3 separate regions of the Mus musculus genome follow, and regions 1 and 3 are each linked to region 2. A link is a loop called in an ENCODE intact Hi-C map of the cell type or tissue named here. Cell type or tissue: left cerebral cortex. All regions are shown on one strand. Each heading gives the region's core, and the rest is flanking DNA. Links, peaks and the distances in the headings are about the cores only.

The links. A loop is a pair of places that touch in the nucleus more often than their neighbours do. Peaks named below come from ENCODE experiments on the same cell type or tissue, not always from the same donor. Only the 100,000 strongest peaks of a DNase experiment are listed, where the experiment ranks them.
Region 1: a loop joins it to region 2, with 2.8 times the contacts of the local background. A loop is called at or near these places in 3 of 42 quality-filtered maps.
Region 3: it touches region 2 in a loop (7-fold over the local background); 33 of 42 quality-filtered maps call a loop at or near these places.

Annotation. Positions count from the first base shown.
Region 1 is chr13:60,815,052-60,823,128 of GRCm38, forward strand. No RefSeq gene overlaps it. Among named protein-coding and RNA genes, the nearest start is that of Ctsll3, 16 kb to the left of the region's middle. In left cerebral cortex, for the core only: a CTCF peak has its summit at 4,624 (motif pointing left); a DNase peak (open chromatin) is centred at 4,635.
Region 2 is chr13:60,475,191-60,483,267 of GRCm38, forward strand. No RefSeq gene overlaps it. Among named protein-coding and RNA genes, the nearest start is that of A530001N23Rik, 30 kb to the right of the region's middle. In left cerebral cortex, for the core only: a CTCF peak has its summit at 3,963; DNase peaks (open chromatin) are centred at 3,323, 3,961, 4,390 and 5,848; H3K4me3 peaks cover 483 bases; H3K27ac peaks cover 345 bases.
Region 3 is chr13:60,734,642-60,742,718 of GRCm38, forward strand. It overlaps Dapk1 (death associated protein kinase 1), which reads left to right. Exons shown (of 26, transcript NM_029653.3): 18 at 1,603-1,701; 19 at 5,414-5,491. Among named protein-coding and RNA genes, the nearest start is that of BC051665, 48 kb to the right of the region's middle. In left cerebral cortex, for the core only: CTCF peaks have their summits at 4,019 (motif pointing left) and 5,801 (motif pointing left); DNase peaks (open chromatin) are centred at 3,453 and 3,996; H3K27ac peaks cover 485 bases.

The sequences.
Region 1 (8,077 bases), core at 1,653-6,652, 340 kb after region 2:
GCCCAAAGCTTACTGCTTATTCATTGCAGCACGACTCCCTGTCTAAAGCCCTTGGCAAGAAGCAGTTGTTCTCTGCAAGTGGCTACTGAAGATGTGGGTCTGCCCAGTTTCAGGGTGTTGGCCACAAATACTTTCCTCTTGTAGAAGAAAGAGGATGGCTATTTTTAGTTCCATTTTATTCTGTTGGGTCATTTAAAAAAAAAAACTCATTAAAAACTTCACAGTGGGCAATGACTTCAGTTCCTGCCTGCCCATCTTAGGCTTCCGGGTCTGACTTTGAAGGGGAGTATAGAATCTTGGTGGTCTGGATGGCTCTTATTTCTTCTTCTTCCTCCTCTTCCTTCTCCTTCTCCTCTTCTTCTCCTCCTCCCTCCTCACTCCACTCCTCTACTTTTTCCTTCTTCCTCCTTCTTCCTCTTCTCTTTCCTCTTCATTTCCTCCTCCTCTTCTTGTTTTTCTTTTTCCTGTTGCTCTGTTGCTCTCAAGCCGTGTGATCTGAGGCCTCCTCTTTTAGGCTGCACAAGCTCTTATTACCTCCACACCAGGACCTGAAGACTTTTCCAAGTGTGATCCCTTATTTAACTAAAATGTGATGATTTATTGTTGATAGTCTGCTTGACCTAGGTTCCTCATCAGTCAACTGTGTTACGGATACTTTCAGTTTCACGACAATTCATGTTGATTTAGTGCAATTAAGTTAGGTGTTATTTTGTCTAATCTGGCTGTGTCTATAATGTCGTCTGTGTGTCTGTCTATAATGGTTGCCTTGGTGAAGGTGAAACAAAATTAGATAGGAACACTAACTGTCCAAACAGAGATTTATCTACATGAGGGGCCTTGGGCTTCTGAAATAGCAAATGCTACATCAAACACATTTAAGGGAGAGTTTGTTACTAAGGTATGAGTGCATGGCTGGAAAAGAGGTGACCACTGGATATCTAGTGGTTCCATATCAGAGGAGCACACAACACAGCTGGGAAGGAAGGAACCCTAAAAATAATTCCAGCAGCTGAACATTATGGTGGGTAATGACTGGGATGAAAAACTAAAAGTAATAAAAAAAAAATTAAAAATATTTATTCACTTTACATCCCAATAACACCCCCCCTTTTCACCCAGTCTCCACTTCTCACAGCTCTTTCTTCCATTTTCCCCTTCCCAGGGGAGGGTCCCCAGCCCCCATACTACCCTTCCATCAATATCCTTCCCCTCCATCCCCCGCAACATCAGTTACTACAAGACTAGGCACATCCTCTCTCTCTGAGACCAAAGAAGGCAGCCCAGTTAGAAGAAGGGGGTTCACAGACATGCAGCAGATTCAGGGACAGCATCCAATCCAGTTGTTGGAGGATACACATGAAGATCAAGTTGCACATCTACTACATATGTGCAGGGAGCCAAGTTTTGGTCCATGTTCTCTTTTTGGTAGTTCAGTTTCTGGGAACCCCCCAAGGGTTCAGGTTAGATTCACTGTTGATCTTCCTGTGGAGTGCCTCTCCTCTATGGGTCCCTCAATTCTTCCTCTAACTCTTCTACAAGACTCGCCAAGCTCCATCTAATGCTTGTCTGTGGGTCTCTGCATCAGTTTTTGTCAGCTGCTGGATGGAGCCTCTCAGAGGATTCTGTCTGCAAACAAAGCTGAGTATTGTTAATAGTCTCAGGGATTGGTTCTTGACCATGGGATGGGTCTCAATTTGGGCAGTCTTTGTTATCCATTTCCTCCATCTCTGTTGTAACTTTGTCCCTGCACATCTTGTAGGCAGGATATATTTTAGGTTGAAGGTTTTGTGGATGGGTTGCTGCCCTTATCCCTCTGCTAGGAGTCCTGCCTGACTAGAAGAAATGGCCACTTCAGGTTTCATATTCCTCACTGCTAGGAGTTTCAGCTAGAGTCACCACCATAGCCACCCTGGGGTCTCCCCCAGTCCTAGGTCTCTGGGATGTCTTAGAGATGCTTCCCCCCTCACCCACTGTCAATTTTTGTTCTCTATTCTCTGTCCTCCCTACATGTGATTCCCCAACCCTGTCCCACCCTCCTCTCCATCGCCTCTCCTACCCATTTTCCTCCATCCATCCACCTCTGATATTTATCTTATTTCCCCTTTTGAGAAAGATTCAATGAGCTTCCCTTGTTATTTGGTTTCTTTGGGTTTATGGCTTATAATGAGTTATCCTGTACTTTATGACAAATATACAATAATATGCATGTCCTTTGGGGTCTGGTTTACTTCATTCAGGATATTTTCTAGTTCCATTCATTTGCCTAAGAAATTCATTATGTGCTTGTTTTTATGGCTGAGTAGTATTCCATTGTGTAAATGGACCATATTTTTTATTCTTCAGTTGAGGGACATCTGGGTTGTTTCCAGTTTCTGGCTATTATGAATAAAGCTGCTATGGACATAGTTGAGCAGGTGTCCTTGTGGGATGGTGGAGCATCTTTAAGGTATATGCCCAAGAGTGATATAGCTAGGTCTGGAGGTAGAACTATTCCCTTTTTTTGAGGAACTATGAAATTGATTTCCAGAGTGGTGTACAAGTTTGCACTCCTCCCAGCAATGTAGGAGTGTTCCCCTGGCTCCAAACCCTCGCCAGCATGTGCTGTCTCTTGAGTTCTTAATCTTAGCCATTCTGATGAATGTGAGGTAGAATCTCAGAGTTGTTTTGATTTTCATTACTCTGACACCTAAGGATGTTAAACATTTCTTCAAGTGTTTCTGGGTCATTAGAGACTCTTCTCTTGAGAACTCTCTGTTTAATTCTGTACCCCACTTTTTAAAAAATTGGGTTGTTTAGTTTGTAGGAATCTAACTTCTTGAGCTCTTTATGCATTTTGGATATTAGCCCTTTTTCAGATGTAGGATTGGTTCTCAATCTGTAGGCTGTCATTTTGTCCTATTGATCTATAGAAACCTGAAAACTAGTGTTTCTCATGGTGCTGCTCACAATAGCCCCTGTAGAATCAGTCATGGGAGCCATGAACAGAAAAAATGATCAGAAAATGTGATATATATATATATGTATACACACACACACACACACACACACACACACACACACACACACACACACTTAGGTTTATCCAGCCATAAAGACAAAGGTCACATGTATTTTTTTTCTATGTAGAATCTAAGTGTGGGAGAAGGAGTTGAATATAGAAGAAGAGTTACTATATATTTGGAAGGAGACAAGTAGGTAGTAGGAAGGTCAAGAAAGAGTAAATAGAAAAGGTGGATTAAGGCAGGTGGATTTCTGAGTTTGAGGCCAGCCTGGTCTACAGAGTGAGTTCCAGGACAGCCAGAGCTACCCAGAGAAACCCTGTCACAAAAAACAAACAAACAAACAAACAAACCAAAAAAAAAAAAGACTGAAGAAAAGGTGGACTAGATCACAATAAGCAATGTCATAATATACAAGGATGCAATGCTAATTAAAAATGAACAACTTAATCTTGTTTGCATTAATTATCATGATTTATTTATCCCAATCTGCAGAAGCACTGCAGACTGCCACATTTTTCATGGAAGATTCATACAATTTCATCTGTAAATTTAAAAGAGAAAGGTAAACATAAAAATTTTAACCTCTAACCTAGGAGATAGAAATGTAGTTGTTTTCCAAAAAACTTAAGAACTCAGTGAGAACAACACAGTTACTAAACTACTCTCCTGATTATGGCAATACTACTCACAGTGCTCAAAATATGGAATAAATCTATTTATCAACTAAGGAATATGTAAAGAAAATGTGGTATATCTGCACCATGTAATACATTTTCTTCTTTAAAAAACAGATCTGGTCTTTACCAGTATCATTAATAGGTCTGGAGGACCCTAAGTTAAGGCACAGAAACTCAAATACCACAGAACCCCACCTATGTATGGAATCTAAAAACTGAGTTTGGATGTGCAGAATGGAGAGCTGTACTGGGTACTGGAGGTGGGTAGAAAGTTTCTCATATCAGTGTGCCGGAGACTTGAAGGATGGGAAGAATTAAGGAGGAAGAGAGGAGAGAGAAGAGGAAGAGAACAAGGAGGAGGAGGAGAAGGAGCAGGAGGAAAGAGCAATGGGGATGACAGATATTTGATAAACCTACCTTTTAAAAAGTTTTTTATTAGATATTTTCTTCATTTACATTTCAAATGCTATCCCGAAAGTCCCCTATACCCTCCCCTTGCCCTGCTCCCCAACCCACCCACTCCCACTTTCTGGCCCCGGCATTCCCCTGTACTGGGGCATATGATCTTCGCCAGACCAAGGGCTTGTCCTCCCATTGATGGCCACCTAGGCCATCCTCTGCTACATATGCAACTAGAGACACAGTTCTGGATGGTACTGGCTAGTTCATATTGTTGATCCTCCTATAGGGTTGCAGACCCCTTTAGCTCCTTGGGTACTTTCCTTAGCTCCTTCATTGGGGACCCTGTGTTCCATCAGATGACTGTGAGCATCAACTTCTGTATTTGGCATACCCTCACAAGAGACAACTGTATTAGGATAAACCCATCTTTTACCGAATAAAGTGAGGTGATGTGTGAACATATCCCAGGGGACTGGGATGTAGATAACTTGTTTCTAGAAAGGCGCTAGCTCAGAATCAGTACATTGTCCTGTGGCGACCTCTTCTGGCAGCTGTGCAATGCGAGCTACAAAGGCCAGGCGTTTATGTGGTGGGTATTCGTTTTCTTTAGGGGAAGTGAACTTTGGTTTTCCAGAGCACAAGTCCCTCGCTGGACACTGGAATCTATTCTGGTGTCTATCTGGGTGAGGGAATGCCTCACAGGATACCTGAGAGTTACTGCTACCATGTGGTGGGCAGAACCTCCTGCAGATAATTATGGAGTAGACTTGGGATCCTTGGGCTCATTGCCATGCACATGAGATAGGCCAACTGGGATGGCTTGTGCAGGCTCCACAATACACCCACCTTCTCAGTGTGTGAAGTTGGGGTCCTTCTCCTGATCTGCCTCAGCTTTGGTGTTCTTGTTCTCCAAAGCAAGGAGGAGAATGAAATGCTTCCAAGTCACAGATTCTGCCTCAGAGCCTCAGCACTGGCATGGGCCAGGCCTTAGCAAATAGATACCAACTTGCAAGTGCAAATGGATACTGCCTTGGATAGATTGGCTCCAGGGTCACAGCTTTGCTGATGTTGGACTGGGAACTCAACAGAATGGCAAGTGGCATTTTCTCCAGTTTCTCTTTTCAGGAGTATTTTTAAAGGAGGGAAGATGGCTATTCTCTTCCCTTAGGTGAACTGGTTCTGAAGTGGTAAGTGTCATATGGCAAAGAAGATAAGTCACATGGGACCTCATTACCCTTCATAGTAGTTTTTAGCTTTCTGTCCATGTACGTTTTGTATAAGGAAAAAAATGTCTGTGAGTTCCTTTTGTCCATTTATATCAAACGATGCTTTATATAACACATATTCAACATTTTACATCAGCACCTTCAGCTCAGGTTAAATTATGTTTCACAATTGAAAATCACATATCTTAGTTATGTGCACATTGCCAAGCAACAAGATTAAATGCTTTGCCATAAGCATCATGTGACTACTTAGGTTCTGGTACTGGGCAAGTGCACAATATACCCTCTTATCAACCTTCTGCTATGCAACGTGTTACTAACTGTAATCTCTCTGACCTATGATTGCTCCATCAAGATTATTCCTCATGTCTTTTATGTCTATATGGAGTCCAATTCCACAGGTGGACACACCCTGTAATGGTTCTTTGCCTTCCTTCTATGCATAGAGAATAATGTATAAAGGGATTGGGAAGAATCCAAGAGCTGAAAGATCCAGAGAAGACATGTGAGGTATATTTAGGGCAGGATACCGCCATTGGAGATATGACCTCATACTAGCTGTGGTTGCTTGTATGGGTTCATCCCAAGGCCAAACCCATCAGTAGCCATGGTGGAGTCATGAGTTCTACGACTCATTGCTGAATTATGTGTATGTGATGGATTCTTGGGGAGAGACAATCACTGCCTTCAGTTGTGTGCCAAATGGTGAGTCTACCAAGCTCCAAAACAAAATGAACAGGCACAAATCTGGGAAAAATAACAAATTCTCCTGATGGTGTGGACAAATTACTATAGGCAGGCCTGTAAACTAGTCTGGCTAGTATAGAAGCTAGTGGGGAAGTAACTGAAAAAATGAACACTAGACCTGCTGGAAGGACTCAAGGCAAAACTCAGCTATGTGCACAGCAGCAGTCATTATAATGCTGCTCCCAACAGCCAATTGATGGGACCAGACTGGCTAAAGAAGCAATAAAGGCAGTAAAGTATATATGGAGGATGGGATAATTTTAGCCATAAAATATAAGTATTCTATCTGTAGGAATAGAGGTTGTCTTTTTGATACTAGTGTTCATGAACTGTAGTACCAGAAAGATCATCGCCTTTCCTTTAATTCATTCTTCACAAATTTTATACAGATACATAAAATTGTGTATTTTTCTGTGACGTGAAAGTGGAGGTGAAACTGTCTTAGGTGACAAAGTGGACTAAGAGAAGAACGAAGAAATTTCTCATGTTGGTGGATTTGTAGTGAAATGTCTTTAACGTATATGCACACAGTACCATGTAAATAGCATGCAATGAAAATTAATAGTTATAATAAAGATATAGACTAGTTTTATCCCAAACAAGTTAGTGCAACAGAAAACTTGAGTCAAAAGATGAACAGCAAAAGGAAGGCATAAATAATATAAAAAATGTTTGGAAAACACGAACACAGCAGGGATAAATATTACCTAGGGTAAAAGGTTTGAATGTAAAAGAGTGCACAGTCAAAAGATATTGAGTGGCTGAACAAATAATTACTATGATCAAAAAAAGGGAATTTACTTCACATGTAAAAGCCAAAATAAAGTCTGAAAGTGAAGGCCTAGGAAATTCTCACATAAATGGAAACCAAACACAAGACAAATTTGAGCAAATATGATGGTTAATAATGGTTGTCAACTTGACTGGATCTGGAGTCAGCTGACAAAAGCCACGGAGAATGCCCAGGAGTATGAAGACTCATCCTAAATGGGGGCAGCACCTCTGTGTGGCAACAGAGGGTAAAAAAAGAAGAGAGGGAAGAACACTTGACTTTTAACCTCCTTGCTATGGAACAGCGGTTCTCATGGGTTGTGACTCCACTGGGGGTCAACTGATCATTTCACAGGGGTCACATATTACACATCCTACATATCAGATATTTCCATTACAATTTGTAACAGCAGCAAAATTGCAGTTAACTAATAGAAATGAAAATAATTTTATGACTGAGGGTCACTACCACCTAAGGGAATATATTAAAGGGTCGCAGCATTAGGATGCTTGAGAACCTTTGCTTTAGCTCTGGCTGGCAACGTCATCTGTCCTGTTGTTGCTGCATGCTTTGCTGGTGTTAGAGTCAGCTTTTTGTGTAGGTTCCAAAGCAGACTGAAGACCAGTAGTTCTCCAGAAAACCTCTAGGCTTTTGGTGCCAGACTGGGCTTGCTGAGCTTTCTAGCCTAATGGGCTGTGCAACCATTGGATTCTCAGTCTCTCTGGCATGAGACAGCCATTGACAGACTTCTCACACTGTATCGTGTAAGCCAATCTAATACACTCTCCTTTAAATATATTCAATCTCTCTGTTCATCTCTTCTCTTCCCTTCCTTTCTTCCTTTCTTCCTTTCTCTTTCTCTTTCTCTTTCTCTTTCTCTTTCTCTTTCTCTTTCTCTTTCTCTTTCTCTTTCTCTCTCTCTTTCTCTCTCTCTTTCTCTCTCTCTTTCTCTCTCTCTTTCTCTCTCTCTTTCTCTCTCTCTCTCTCTTCTTTCTCTCTTTCTTTCTTTCTTTCTTTCTTTCTTTCTTTCTTTCTTTCTTTCTCTTTTAGGAAACCATGACTAATAAAGAAATGAAAAATAATGAGATAAAATTTGAATATTGATGAAACAACATAAAACAAAACTGGAGAGAGAGCCTATGTTCATGGATTGGAAAAACAAATACTAAAACATATTATCTAAAGAATCTACAGTTTCAATGTAATTCTCCTCGAAATGCAAAGGACAGTTTTCCCAAACCTGAAAAGGAA
Region 2 (8,077 bases), core at 1,550-6,549:
CATTACTGAAAAACCAAACATCAGCCAATGTCAGTTGGCAGAACCAGGGAAAGCCATCAAGAGGACATAACAGAGATAGCATGCTCAACGTCCCAAGTTCATATCTAGACAATGAGTTGTCTGCATCCCTAAGACTAACAACAATAGTACAACAGGATAAAGATGGTATCTTCATTATCACTGTATTTCAATATTTAATTGATTGAGAAACATTTGGCGTCCTTCTCCATCAGTATTTCAAAGTACACACTCTCCTCATTTCTTCCAAAAGCCTCCATTTTCTTGTAAGAGGATTTAAATAATTACATCAGGGAAGCATGAAAAGAAAGAGTTGATTTTCAACTCTTTAAACTAGGAAAAGAAATGCATTTTTTAGTTCCCTAGAAATAGGATGGTTTTGACACTTCTGTGAGTGTCTAAGCCAGACTTGGCAAGACAGATTCCGAATTCCCGTTATACAAAGAATGGGAGATACTTCGAGGGGGGATCTGGTGTGCACAAAAGAGAAGGGCTTCTTTGGGCTCTGAGAGCCCATGGAGTGGGGAATGTGATTGTTTGGTTTAACTGTCGATCTAGAAACACATGCAAAGAGTCTCAAAAGGGGGCTGTCTAGATTGCCCCTCCTGAGTTTATCTGTGGGAGGTTATCTTTTGTTTGTGTTAATTAACGTGAGAAAACTAGACCTCAAAGGAGGGTTTGAGTCCTGAATTGTGTAAGAGCAGAGAAAGCAAGCTTAGCAGAAGACCTGGGTCCCTGCTTTCTCTCTACTCTCGACTGTGGATGTGTCTGGCTGCTTCAGGCTCCTGCCTAGATTCTGCCACAGTGATGACCTGTGACCTAACATGTGACTGGAAACTCTTTCTCCCCTAAGATGCTTTTACTCGGGATATTTTGTGACAGCAGCAAAATGGAACTGAAGCAGGAAATGTTGAAGACAGAATGAAGAAGCCCATCACAGTTTCTCGGCTGTCTGTCCTGCATTGCATCCTAGCTGTGGGTGGACATGGGAATAGTGTTACCAGCCATGTTTGAGGGATTCGTTCATTAGGTACTGCTGCATCCGACACAGTAGAACATCTGTAGATAGTGAGAACCCCTTACTGTGTACAGCTGTAGAGGAGCCAGGAATTCATCTCTCCTTCCACAGAAGGATTCAGTGCTTCTGAGAAAACCTGTGCTGACCTACATTTTCTATGCATGGCTTGGCATGAGATCATGGAATCCACTGGATGCTTGAATCCCATGAGCAAGCTCAGACAATAGCATCCCCACCTGCAATTAAAGATGTGGAGGGAGGGCAAGGGACTCCAGGTCTTCCCTTCTGTGCCAAGGTTTCGGCTCTTCCCTTAGTTAGCAGGAAGCCCTCTGGGGATGGAGGAGCCTCAAGAAGGAATCTGAAATGCTGAGTGGTGTGTTACCCTTCCTGGGAAGACAAGTTCTGTAGCAGTCACTGAGGCCAATGACACAAGTCCAAAGTGGTGAAAGAATGAGCTTATGGGAGTCGCAGTAGGGAGAAATGCAGACAGATGGATGGAGGTCATTTATAAGAGCACCAAGTGACTCAAAACTTCATCACTGAAAAGTCCCACCCAAGCTTGGATAACGTCTCACACAAACACAACCTCACTGGTGTTCTGCCCCTTCCAACCAGTGTCTTCCATCTCCTGTCTATTTTAGCACCATCCTTGGAGAACAAGACAGGAGTGGTAGCTAGCATCTCAGGTAGGGGCCCATGGACAGCCACATTTGTTTGTGTGTTTGAACTAGTGAATATTAACATTCCCGACACTGACACTGTAGACCCAATGCAATGGTGAGTTGGCATTGCCAACATAACTAGATTTAGAATCATCAGGAAGGTGAAGGACACTTCTGGTGGTGTGTTACCCTTCCTGGGAAGACAACTTCTGGGAGAACGTAGGATCTGTGCAAGGGTTTACTACTTTCTGGTTCCTGATCCACCAAAAGGTGAATGCGATGAAGCTTTATGTTCCCGTCACTACAGATTAGAGAAGGCCCCCCAACATCGACTGCACCCTCAAACCCTGAGCTGAAATAAACCCTTCCTCCCTTTGTCCACAACTGTGAGGAAAACGACATCTTGTGCTTTCACTATATTCTCTGGTTTATTCTGTCACCGTGACTGTGGAGCCGGGTGTCCTGTGCATGTCTACAGCCTCTCTACTCAAGAGGGCTCCTGATACCTAGGGGAGACAGCCTCATTATGACACAAAGGCGGTTGGACACAGGTGCCTCTGGCTTCTTTCTCATCTCTAGCACTTGGAAGGCTTGTAAAAAAAAAATTCAGTGACTTGAAACTATAAAACCTGGATCTTCTTCATACCATAGACTGTACTCATCAGACAGATGTTCCAAGATTCCCAGTGGATGCCCCAAACCTTGAATGCTACCAAACCCTTACATACCAGGTTTCCCTCTATATATACACACATGTACAAAGCTTAAATAGAACAGTACTATCGCCCATTCATGAAACTTACATTAATATGACCCCAGTCTCTTGAAAGAGATAAGACAATATCGGGATGATGAGGACTGCAGACTTGTAAATGAGACAGACCACTGGGCAGCTCCTTCTTTAATTCTTGTGTTTGATTCCTGTGCCTCATGAGAAAAACCGTCATCATCTTTGTTTTACAAAACTGAATGTACCTGCTGCCTGTAACATAATGTTTTAAAGAGTATCTTGTGGCGTGACTCACCTGGCTAATTAACATATATAGTGTGCCTTGTGTTGCTTTCTATTTGTGGCGAGAACATGTAACACACGGGTTCCTTAGCATTTTCCAAGAACACATTACAGAGCTGGGTATGACTCCATGGCAAAACATTTGCTTAGCGTATTCTTAGTTCCAGGGTCAAGAACTGAGAACAGAATGTTGTCCAGGTAAGGTAGTACAAACCCACTAAAGGAGGGCTCCTTCTGGTTACAAGGGGGGCATCTCTGGCCTGCGTGGAGACCTAACATTTCGGTTAGCCTGTGTCAATCACCTAGCCAAGGGACCACCCTTCAGGAAGGCCATGTCACCCCTGGGATTCCCAAGATCCCACCCCTAGCTGCATGTCGCTTTATAAGTCTATCTGCTTTCTGAATCATTCAGAAAATCCTAGCTTCCCCTCCTCATTTCTGTCTCATGTCTTAGGATGCTTTGCCAGCACTTTGGGCTTCTTCAACATTGTGGTCTGCCTTACTCTTTTTCTAAAGCCTCCCTCTCTGCCATGTGGCTGCTTGTCCACATGGCCAACCGTGGTTTTCCCTTTCTCTCCTCAAGTCTTCTCCTCTCTGAAGATGCAGAGGTGACAGCTTGCCTGCTCGAAAGGGATGCTCTCTTAAACCCTGGTAAAACTGTCTCAAAGCCGTATGTGTTCATCCATTCTTAAAGTTTTAAAGGTTTTGAAAACCATGCGCAGGGCTATTTTGCCTGGATCTGTGTCTCTGTCTCACTTCAGCGTTTGGTACGCACAGGGGCTAGAAGAGGGGTCAGAGCCCTTGGAATCTGAGTTACAGACAGTTGTGAGCCATTATACACGTACTGAGACTCAAACCTGGATCCTCAGCTCCCAGTGCTCTTAACCACAGAGCCACTTCCTCGGCCCCCTTTTAAATTATTTTATTAAAGAGACTAAACGCCCCAAAGTACCATCTGGTAACCAAAGAGAGGCTTCCCAAATGCCAGTAACAATAGTTGGACACACCATACTCCTTACCACAGTCTTCGAGTTACCATGCGCAACGGTTCTGTTCACATGTTCACATGTAAGATTTCCATACTCGCCACTGATTTTCTGAACATCGGTGAACTCTAAGGGTATTCCTGAATGTAGTCTGGGAGAAACCGAGTCATCATTACACTTTGACTTTATAATAAGAAATCAAACTTCTGGGGCACCTGCTCTGCAGGACCATCGTCCATCTCCGATTTATAATACTGTTGTCCATAAGATGGGGCCAAAGAGCCACAAAGCGTAACACCCCTCTGGAAGAACCAGGCTGCTTCAAGGGCTAAATCCCTCCATTTTCTGGAAAAAAAAAAATGTGACAGAGATGGGGTGGGGCGGGGTGGGGGACCCCTGAACTTGGCTCCCGTGGGTCTGTCTGTCTTTCCTGTTTCTACCACCCAACTGACAGTCCACAAGGGTGAAAATGGATACGGAAACTGTTTCACCTGGAAGGATTTCTGCCAATTTTTTAAACACAGAGAACCACAGAGAAAGTAAACGAAGAGGCTCCAATGCGCGAACAACTGTCAGTGGTATTTACGAGGGAATAAAGCTCCGGCCATCACAAAAACCCAGATTGCCAGAGCTCTTGATCGCCGGTTTTAATCAAAATGCAGCCAGCTGCCTGTGTTTAATGTTAATTGTGGAGTTCTGTATCTCAGCCAATCACTGCACTTCTGAGCTGGCACCGTGACAAAAACAAGCCAGACACCAAATTCTTATCCTGACTCATTTGGCTGAGGTGGGGTAGGGTGGGGTGGGGAGGGGTGGGGTGTAAATCACTTACAGGTCTGGTCAGTGTTGGTATGAAGGACTTAGCTGGTTTTGTAATGCTAAACAACCTCTATGCCTGACATTTTCTTTCCGTCTTCAAGATGCACCTGCAGTGCAGTTAGAAACCTACAGAACCCGCAGTTCGCACTTCCTGCTACCAAAAGGCCATGTAGCATCTTCGTGAGATAATGTTTTTATGTTGGGGTCCACTATTGCCCAGAGAAGCTGCTTTGCTTTGTAGCTTCCTCTACTCCCTGACCAGTGCCCTGGGTTGTAATTTAGAGAAGTTTCCCTTTTCTCTCAGATTGCTTAACACTCCAAGCACCCAGCCAATCCCCACCCCCACCCCCACCCCCACCCAGCGGGAGGGGTACCTCTGGTCTGGAAGGTAAGCAATGCAGATGAGCTGGAGTGAATGGAAATGTCCAGCAAGAAAAATAGAACCCCTTTCCAACTTCCCACAGTCCTGTCCTCTCTCCTCATCTCCATAAATGGTTGGTGAAATAGATGTCTTCCTGACAGTCTCTAAAGGAGCTGCGGGTTTCTAGAGTTACCTCAGGCACGTGGTGAGTGCACAACGAAACCTTCTACAGCCTTGAGCCGGACTCAAAGAGATCTGACAATGCAAAGACAGTGTCAGTGATTGGCCGCGATGCTTAGCAACTAGTTTGTCCCTCTCTGGTCTTTTACATATAGACTGTAGTTAATATTTAAACAAATGTAAGCAGACCCACGGGTTGATTAAATTAAGTCTTCTCCAGCTCGATTTACATAACTTGCAGTAATCAGAACGGGGAGAGAGAGAAAGTGGAACTGGGCAGAGAGGTACACTTTGCAGTCGTTTGGAATCAGGAGTAATTGCAGCGAGCTTCTAAGTTCTGCTGTTATTGAAGGAAGGCCCAATTGGCTGAGGCTAACTGTAATCTCAAAATATTAACAGATGTGAGTTGCTGAGCTGGCAAGTTAAAGTCTTAGATAAACAAGCAGGAAAATTATAAACAAGAAGAAAGAAAAGCTGGGTTAAAGACCTGAAAACCTCATGGAGATTCACCGTGCCACTGGGTTCTAGCCTAGCCCCCGGAAGTACATTCATTTAGCCAGTGCTAACTTTGTTTTACCGCAGAAGCCGACTCTCTTTAAGACAACCCCCATCACTCCAACCCTGCCTGCATGCCTTTATACAGGACTAATCCACCATACAGGGCAACATCAGACGCCCTGCTGTCTCTTTGCAAATTGGACAGCAGCACACACCTCAGTTGTCTTAAATTGTACCTTTCCAAGCTGTTCCCTGATCACCTGCGGTCTCAGGGACAAGAAAGAAAAGAAGCCACGTGGCGGGCACAGTGCCACTGCCGGCTACTTCATCCCCCCACCCCCAGCTCACAGCGCCCGCGCGCCTCCACTACTTCCCAGGAGTTTCTCAGAAACGGAAACAAAATTAGCCCTAAATGAAGCACCTTGACTGGAGCAAAGAAACAAAGGCCAAAGGTGGAAAGCAGGAAGGATGAAAGCAGCGACTTCACCGGCCTTGGACGGGTTCAGTAGGAGTTTGAGGTTAAGTAGACGTGGATAGTTGATGCAAAAGCTGCTGCACAGTCTTCTCGGTCCTGCAACATTCCGGTCTCCCAGCAACCCCCAGGGGGGCAGCCTTCTCCTCTACAGCTCCTTTACCGCAGGAAAGGGAAGTCTTTCTTAAGGCAGTGGCCAAGAGTTGTGCAAATTGATTTTATAGGTTACCTATCAAAAACTAAAGTTAAGATATTCGACTTTAAGCCAAGCCTAGCTACACAGATCTTTTTCCCCCTCTTTGAATTTTCGAGACAGGGTTTCTCTGTATAGCCCTGGCTGTCCTGGAGCTCACTTTGTAGACCAGGCTGGCCTCGAACTCAGAAATCCGCCTCCCTCTGCCTCCCGAATGCTGGGATTAACACAGATCTTTAATCCCAGCATTTAAGAGAGGAAAGCCGGAGAACCAAGAGCAAGCTGTCAGGGACCTGCGCCCACGTGGGTGCCTCATAATCATTTGTAACTTCGGGGATCCACTGCCTCAGGCTTCGGAAGGCGCCTGCTCTCCTCTCTCTCTCTCTCTCTCTCTCTCTCTCTCTCTCTCTCTCCCTCAGCTCACTGTCCAGGAGGTAAAAAATGATTTGTCAAAATTAGAGCAAAGAAAGAGCTGAAGGGTACTGTAGATCATTAGGTTGAAAACAGGCACACACACACACACACACACACACTGAATTAAAAGTAAAAGGAGTCTTTTCTAAAAGAAAAAACAAGTTCAAGGTCAATTTTATATTTAAAAATTAAAACTTAAAATAATAAGCAACAGGCCTGGAGAAAGGTTGAGCCCTTATTCTTGCAGAGGGCCCAGGTCCAATTCCAATCACCCACGTGATAGCTCCCAACCATAACCATCCATAGCTCTGGTCTCACCCTCTTCTGGCCTCCTCGGGTACTGTATGCACGTGGTGCGCAGGCATATGTGAATGCAAACACTCATACCCATAAAAATAAAATAATCTAAGCAGAAAAACATTTGAGTAAGAAGCAGTAAGTTGGTCCTAGTTTGCATCTCTGTTGCTGTCATAAAACATTGACCAGGAGCATTGTGAGGGGTGCGGAGGACCGGGATATATTTCATTTGCAGCTCACAGTTTATCACCCACCAGGCCGTTTCTGCATCTCCCTGTATTCTCTTTATGCAACTTCTATCTCTCTGTTTATCAATGGAACTTGCCCATGTGGCAGCAACAGAATTTGCATCTGTCATTAGTTCTAACAATAAGCTATTAATGCAAAATTAATTCTATAGTTTGGTCTTCAGGAATGCCTGTGAGTGAGGGGGTTGGGGGCATGGCCGTCGGGGTTACTGTGCTATCAACACTTGGTCCACATTCCTTAAGCCTTCTTTGTTCTGTTTTGGTATGTCTTCCAAAGCAGAAGCCCACCTTCCATCTCCCTTCAGGAAACTCTTAAAAATGTTTCTCTTCTCAAATTTGTCCCCTGCAGCTGCTGGAGAAGAACCAGTGTCCAGCCCTCTTCTCTAGAAAACACATTTCAGCCTTAAAGTTTATGCTAGGCATGAAGGCCTGTGTGGCAGGGCCCTTGGGACAGCCATGCTCATGGGAGCTCTCAGAGGGTCCTCTTTATGCGCTTATACAAAGCTTCTGTCTCCTGGGAACTTCCAAGCACTCTCATCCACCCTCCTTGGAAGTTCAGCTTAGGATCTTGTCCCTGAGAAATCCCTTCAGCGTTCTTCTCGGCTCTTGACACACCAAAGACTACATGGTGTAGCCACAAGAGGCTGCCCCACCTTGGTACCAGTCTGCATGAGCATCAATAGATGCTGTGGTAACCCTCTGCTTTGAGGGTGGGTTGTTATGGGGCCTCAGCCTTTACTATTAACTATACACTAGTGTTTGCATACCTAGTAGGGAGTTCCAGTTCTCACTCCTCTGCCACACAAACTAATTTTGTACATGGATAAAGGGAACACAGACCCCTGCATAGATTTCATGAGGCTCCGGGATAAGGGGATAGAGAAAGAAGAACTATGTTT
Region 3 (8,077 bases), core at 1,653-6,652, 260 kb after region 2:
ACAGATAACCAATCACCACTAGGGCTGGAGAGATGGCTCAGCAGTTAAGAGCACTGACTGCTCTTCCGAAGGTCCTGAGTTCAAATTCAAGCAACTACATAGTGGCTCACAACCATCCATAATGAGATCTGACGCCCCCTTCTGGGGTGTCTGAAGACAGCTACAGTGTACTTACATATAATAAATAAAATACATCTTTACAAAACCACCACTAACTGTAAGCTAATAACATAATGCAGCATGTGATTGTGTCTCAGCCCTTCCAGTGATCTGTCTCTTACTGAAGGTTCATAGAGCCAGGAGGGAAACGCTCCAGCGTGTTAATAGAGAAAATCTCAATAAGCGATGTTGAGGATTTAATTTTCTAACACACTCCTATCCTAAACGCTTAAAACGATGATGTGTTGACCCATGCAAACAATAAATGCTCTGCAAGCAGGGATTGCCAAGCACTGACTCCGACACCCCCTGTACTGGCTCCGTGATTTCTATTCATGGCTCCTTCAGAGCCAATGAGTTTGCTATTTCACTGTTGTATTTACAGAACATCCTAGATCCCAGACTTAGCAACCTTTGAGAAATAGAAAACAACCGAGAAGAGGAGTCTCCTGTCCTCCCTTCATCCTTACATGACTACAGCCACAAGGGTGTGTGCGGTAGCTGAATCTTGCATAGCTTTCGTGACTATAGATTGGGTGCCTCCCTCCCTCTCCTGTTCCACAGGATTATTTTTAAGCCTAAACGTCAAAAAGTAATTACTTTATGTGTGTGGATATTTTGTCTGCATGGATGACTGCACCGCGAGTGTGCCTGGTGCCGACTGGAGTCGGACAGGGTGTTGGATCCTCTGAACCTGGAGTGACAGATGGATGGTTGGGAATCACTGTGGGAGTGCTGGGTTCTCTAGAAGAGCAGCTGGTTCACTTAACTATGGAGCCAACTCTCAGGACCCTATTTTCAAGACCATTGCTTCTTGGTGTGGCGGCTGCTAACTTCTAAGGGCAAACCTGCAAAGACAGGGTGCCAATGCGAGGAGACCCGACAGTCTAATGTCCTGGCTGTGAGATGCTTGGAGGAGATATTCACCACACACTGTTTAAACCTCAAGATAGCTATCACTATTCCTGGGGGTTCACTGCAGTACCCCAAGGTGTATGGCGCACAGTTTGAGAACCATATGCCTACGAACCATAATAGGCATGACCTCGAAGCTTCACGGCCTCCTAAGAGTGCCCTTGGCAGCTCCCTTCCTTCTCTCTCCCTGGTGCATGAATATGAACGGTGTGGTGCAGATACACATGGGTGTCTGGGCGCTCACACTCTTGCCTCGCTCTCTGCCAGCCCAGCGGGAAACTTGGTTATCCTGTGGCTAACCTTCTCATTCATCCTTTGAAGGTGAATTTGGAGCTAGACTTTCAACTTCAAAGTACTTGAAAAACTATCTGGCAGACCTGCCTCAGTGGGAGCTAGAACCTCTTGTTTAGTTCTGTTGGTCCCAGTCCCCTTATGTAATACCGTTTCTCCCCAACGATGGCTGTGAACTACCAGCTTTCACAGATAGCAGCCATGAGAATGCTTGTGGTATTTTTTTTCTCTTTCCAGTATGGTCGGACTCCTCTCCACCTTGCAGCCAACAACGGGATCCTAGATGTGGTCCGCTACCTCTGTTTGATGGGCGCCAATGTGGAGGCTCTAACCTCGGTGAGTACCAGGCAGGGGCAGGTGTCTGGCCTCAGAGAGCCATGGAAACTTCTTGTGCCTCAAGGGCACAGGGAGAAAGGTATTGCCTGGCAACTGCATTCTAAAGCAGACAGGCTGCTATTAAGCTCTAACCCTCTACTGCAGTTACATAAACATTTGCCCACACAGACCTAGTTTAATATCTAGTTAATGTTTCATCCTTTCTCATCTCGCCAGCCCCGCTCCGCCAGCGACCCGCTGGTTCACACTGGCCTTTTGTTTACCGTGTTACACAACAGTGCCTCTTAGCTTTCTATTCCACGTATGGATTTCTCTTTCATAAGTGCTTCCCGTTGGCCCCAGGGTACAAGAGGCCCAGTGCCCTGTGGGAGGAGCTGGATCCCCTGTGTGGTCTTGGGGGGTCATGAACAGCCTGGAGGCAAAGGGCTGGTGTCTACTGTTTAGAGTCCGCCTTTGCTGCTGGGATTGAAAATTATTTCTAAGTAAGACATAGTCCATTCCTCTGGCTTCTCATTTCAGGCTTAGCGCTGCCCTTCCCCCTTCCCCCACTCCTCAGAAGAAACCGTTTGCTTCATATTTCATAAAATAAACACCATAGATAAGAGTTTGGCCAACAAGGTGAAGTGGCAGTTCAGTTGTAGCCATGAACTATTGCTTGATATGTTGCTGGGCCTAAGGTGGGTTAATTACTTGTGTGTGTGTGTGGTCTTGACATTCGAAGATCTGAACTTTATCGACAGTCTTGAAGGAGAGCACATGGTGTTTGATGTTGCACCTTACCTAAGGCTCTGAGGTTCTTGGAGATCTTCAAAGTCTTAACCGAGCTGGCCCTTAGAGCTCCATCTAGCCTGCCATTTGTTTTGGTAAATGAAATTTCGCTGAGGCACAGCTATGCTCATCCATTTATATAGCATTGTCTTTGGCTATCCATGCTGCTGAGGCCCAGATGCCTGGCATGGTCCTCCAGAGTGTGTGTGTGTGTGTGTGTGTGTCCCTGTCTGTGTGTAGGTCTTTGCAGTACCGTTAACTCTCAAGATGTAACGGGCCTGTTCTGTGCAGTACTGGTCTCTGCAGGCACAGATATGAGCAGTGTGTGCAGGGAATGCACACATTTCTCAGGATGCTTATTTACCCCTGCCACACAGGACATTTTAGGCCTGAGGTGCCTTCATTAACCTTTACCCACAGGTTAGCTATCCTGCAGTAACACATCACATGCATTTTTATATTTATTATATATTATATATCTATTGTATAATATGTGTGTATATATATCAGATGATGCCTTGTGGGAAAATAAAAACCAGGGTGACTCTGAAGATGCTATCAGCTGTTGGATCCAGATGTGTGTGCAGTCTCTGGTCCCTTTGTGTTGCTCTGTGAGCCCATGCCCCTCCCACCCCCACCCCCCACTCTTTCCCGCAGTGGCTGTCTTCTCTGCTCCCGCCACACCCTGCTTATACTGCCTTCCCGTCTCCCACCTCTTTCAGCTTCTAGAGAGACTCATGAGTGTTTCCTGTCTGTGCTTAGCCTTGTCATTTACTCAGATAGATGCCCCACACAGAGAAACTTCTAGAAAATGAGAGAGGGGCACTGATCAAAGAGTCTTGACCATCAGTAGGCAGGGGGTGGAGCAAGAGTGATGTCAGATAAGGGTGGGGACTGGGAGGTGGGTGAAGCTGACTTCTCTGCTGCCTCAGCTGAGCAGTCAGGAAATGGGCGTGGCTCGTGCAGTCTGGCAGCTGAGTAGTCAGGAAGTGGGCGTGGCTCGTGAAAAGCATTAGGTTAGGAGGCCTGAGCTTGGTGACCACCCACTCTTGTACAGATTACAGGGATCATGCTAGAAGCAGAACTGAGAGGCTCCCATCAGTAAGCAAGCCTGGTAGGCATCTGGCCTCCTAGCAGGGGAAGCAAGCATCCTCCTCTTTCAGCAGTGATGACTTTTTGTGAGGAGTGGGATAACCGTGGACCGGGGACATCACTTAGAGACAAAGGCCAAAGCATGTCTGTCCTTCTGAATTTTCTAGCAGTCGCATTAAAGAAGCAGCAGACGAAACGGCTTTCAGCAATGCGTGTGAAATCTCATTTCAACAGGAGGAATTTGAGAATATTAATATTTCTCATATTCTCTTATCGGTACGGAGTTTTTAGTGCCTTGTACGTTCTGTACTGACAGCCGTCTTTTCAGAATCACATTTCAGACCCGTCCCTGCGGATGCTGCCCTGTGGGACAGCCAGCCAGAGCCGTAACTTTTTTCTGGCTTCTGAGATGACTGTACAGATAGCATGTGGCACCACAGCACCCCCTAGTGTCACCTTTATATTCTGAGCGCTCCTGGCTTCTCCTCTACCACCAACTCTGCAGAGACTCTAGTCACCTTTTAGGAGCTGCTTTTTTTATTCTGCACCTCTTCCTCAATGCCTTAAAGGCACCCCATGAAGCCATGAGACGGTTTGATGGGAACTCTTAGTTGGAGGTACAGTGTCTAGTAAGGAACTCAGTTCGGTCCAGAGCAAAGGAGAAGTTCTAGCTTGCCTGTTGGATCCATCTCAGGACTTTAGGATACATAATAAGAATGGGGTGGAACACACACCTGAGCCAGAGTTTCAGCCTGGAGAGAGCATTCATTCACAGCTTGGCAATTTTGTCCCCAGAAGACACGTGGACTTATCTGGAGACGTGGTTGATTTTTAAGCTGGAGGTTGAGGAATATCACCAGTGCCTTGGTAGACCACAGAGGTGTTATTCACATTGTATAAGGCTGATAATGGCTTTCCACAGCAGAGAATGACATAGTCCAGCAGGGCCAAGATTAAGATTTGCTGGTCCAGAGAGGCCCCATATGTATCTCAAGAGCAACTTGAGTGGAGGAACTGGGAGGTTGGCAGGTAGACAAGATGTCCCAACTCTTCATGGGATGACTTATTACAAATGCAGATAATGAGACCATAGACTTTTTTTCTTCTCTTAAAAAGGTGTCTTCATTTTTTTTGAAGATTGAATTTTAGGGCTGTATAATACTTTAGCTGAACAGTGGTATCTATCTCCCTTAGTGTAGAGGGGACATAGCCACAGCTCCTGTCCCCACAAGGGACTGTGATATCATGCAGTTCATGTGATCCGCTGCGAACTTGATCAGGCTTGGACCGGAACGTTCTCAGGAGATGTGCATGTTCATGGTATAGACATAAGAGTAGGTCCCTTCATATGAAACCACAGCTCCATGAAAAGTCTCTAATCAAACAGTAAATGTCACAGTGCTGTGGGCCCTTAGGTCTCTGCTTTGTGTTTTTTCAGCCACCTTAAATCAACCTGTGCTAGACTAAGCGTCCTTTGGAAGGTACAGTAGTTACCAGCCACGGTGTAGAGCGAGGACCAGGTTTGTATGTGTGAGAACTGAAAGAGTAGACTGCTGCCATAGAGACAGAAGTTCCATCGGGGATGGGATAGTCAGAGGAGAATGAGTAAGCTCTGAGTCTATGCACTCAGCATCTTTCTGTTGACACCTCAGGACACTACTGCATTTCTTGCTCTGTCATTTTTCCTTCCTGAGCCACCAAATAAAATAAGGTTTCCTTAGATGAGAAAACAGGCCAGGACTTAGAGTTTGTCCAACTTTCTTTTGACCCTGCTGTGCCTCCCATTTCTTCGCTGAACTAGCATGTTGAGGTCCCGTGCAGCTCTGTGACACTGATCATCTGTTTCCTACAGGATGGAAAGACGGCCGAGGACCTCGCCAAGGCAGAACAGCACGAGCATGTGGCAGGGCTCCTGGCAAGACTGCGGAAGGTGAGCCTTCACCGGAGGTCCTCAGATTGTTCTTATGTGAGAAGTTCTTGGTGTTTTCCTTACTAGAAGGAGACATTGGACGTAGGTTTAGGAAGATCATCTTTCCTTGTCCTGTCAGTTGGCACACACACATAAATGTCTAAGGGGTTTCTTCTACAGTTGTTGTAAAGACAAATTTTCGGGCTGGAGGGATGGGCTCAGTGGTTACGTGCAATGGTTGCTCTTGCAGAGAACCAGGGTTCAATTCCTAGCACCTACACGGTAGCTCATTTGTAAGCCCTGTATTTACAAGATACCCAGCACCCCCTGCTGGCCTCTTCGAGCACCAGGCATGCAGGCCATGCATGGACAGACACACAAACTAGTTTGATGCTCTTCCCACCGCTGTGCTGGTTTTGTTTACCCAGCCCTCTCTGTGCCACCACCCCCACAGCGGATGGGGAAGAACACTAGTGGTGTCCCTTCTCCTATTTTGTTTTGAGTTTTCAGGTATCAGTTAATCTCCTGTTTATCAAATCACAGCACTGTAGAGTTTATAAAAACAGAAAAATAAGTAAACACAGGTGAACGATTTACAACCCACATGATATATCAAGAGACTAAAAAAAAAAACCCAAACCATTTTGGCTAAGGTATCTATCTGTTTGTTAACACACAAAGATGTTCACTGAAGTTCTATTTAAAATGTAGTAGCAAAAGTTAGACAGTCGGGTTACCAATATTTATGTGTAGGGAGTTGTCATAGAAAACGGGTATTGTTTGGCTTTTAGAAATACTTACAAAGAGATAGTAAGTACATGAGTTTCTAGGCTGAAGCAGAAGGATACATTTTAACCCTTACCCTGGATCTGGGGATGTAGCTCAGTTGGTAGAGAGCGAGCTTATGGAGTATTCAGGGAGACTTGACTTACATTCGTAGCATGGAGAGGTGCTGCTTGCTGGTTTTTTCCCTGTGGCTTGCTCAGCCTGCTTTCTTATAAAACCCCAGACTACCTGCTCAGGGGCAGCATAGAGGGCTGGACTCTCCCAAATGGATGGAGAAAATGCCTCACATGTCAGTTTAATGGAGGCAATTCCTCAATCGAGGGTCCCTCTTCTGAGGTGACTATAATTTATATAAAGTTAACAAGAACTAATAAGCCTAGGTAGCCTGGATGCCCCATAAAACTCTTGCTGGATGAACTGGCCCATTGCTCATCAGCTCTGTGCCTTAGCATCTGCATCCGACCCATGGGACGAGGTGCCAGCTCAGAGAATGGTAATGAGCCCCGAAAGACGTCTTGAGAACAGCACCTGTACACACTGAGCACCGAGTGGCTTCCTTTGTGCTTGGCACAGCACCCTGAAGAGCATTTTTAGAATGGACCATTGCAAATGCGGTGGGGGCCCTGAACTTCTGTGACTGGCACTGACATTTTACATCCCCAGGGTTCACAGGGGAGGATGTTCCTACCAGAACACCAATCCTCAAAGAGATTGAGAGGAGTTAGTGCAAATCCCATATCACGAGATCTCTACATCCTTGGTCTTTCTGTGGGCACGGGGACTTTGTGGTGTTTATTTCCAGCCAGCCAGCCTGGGGACATCTCAGTGAGCCTGCGCTGAGCCACCCTGCCTAGTCACAGATCACAGTGTGCTGAGCTGGGGCTTCTGTTCCATCAGGCAGGATTTTATAAATGTCTTGTTCAACAGGACACACTTACCTTCATTGTCGTCCACGTGACTCTAGGCCTCAGCCTTCTGGTGGGAGGCAGAGCTCTGCTGATCCATTCTTTCCTTCAGATCTCTCAGATTTAAAAAAACTAAGTCCTGAACTGCGATAACTCATCAGCGCTGGAAGCACCCGATAGATAGAAGATTTGCTTTCGGAAGTCAAAGCAACGGCACTGGGGAGTGAGGACAGAAGCCACCAGTGTCTGCAGAGAGAGAAAGGCCAGGCATATGTTTACGGTTATCAATTCAGTCTCCAGGAGGACAGACTGTTCAAAAAGAGCACAGTTCAGGGAAGAGGGGAGGCTGCAGTGTCCGCTGTGGCCATGCTCCTCAGTAGTCTTCACCAGGGTGCTCCTGCCATTCATTGCAGGTGGGCGGTACATCCTGTCTTTGCAGAATACTTCTGTCCCTGGCCTCCAGGCCCGTGCTGTAGTGCCTTTGTTTCTCTTCTTTCCTTGTGTGGAAACCAAAGGAAACACACTGTGCAGTGTTCTCTGCCTGTGTTAGAGCCACTCACGAGAGTAGTGGCTCATGACGCCTCCCTCATTTGGGTACTGTACATTCCATGTGGTCTCTGCCTAGGGAGTTTTCAGAGGTTTTCACCTCCTGGGAATGTAGTTTTGAACTTTTGCCGTGAAGGAAATAGGGACTGGCCTACGGAAATAGAACCAAAGCCATTTTATCACTGGCTCCAGTGGAAGCCAGTGTGAGAGTCAGAGTCTGTGTTCATCCCTGTGCAGTGAGGGGCTGACACAGGACCAGGGAGGGCTTTGGAGCCTGGCATTAAGGGGACCTTAGGAGCTTCTCTTCTGGAAGGGTTTAGACTCCTAGGGACCCAGGCCAAGGCCAGGACTATGAAAACCAGGCAGGACT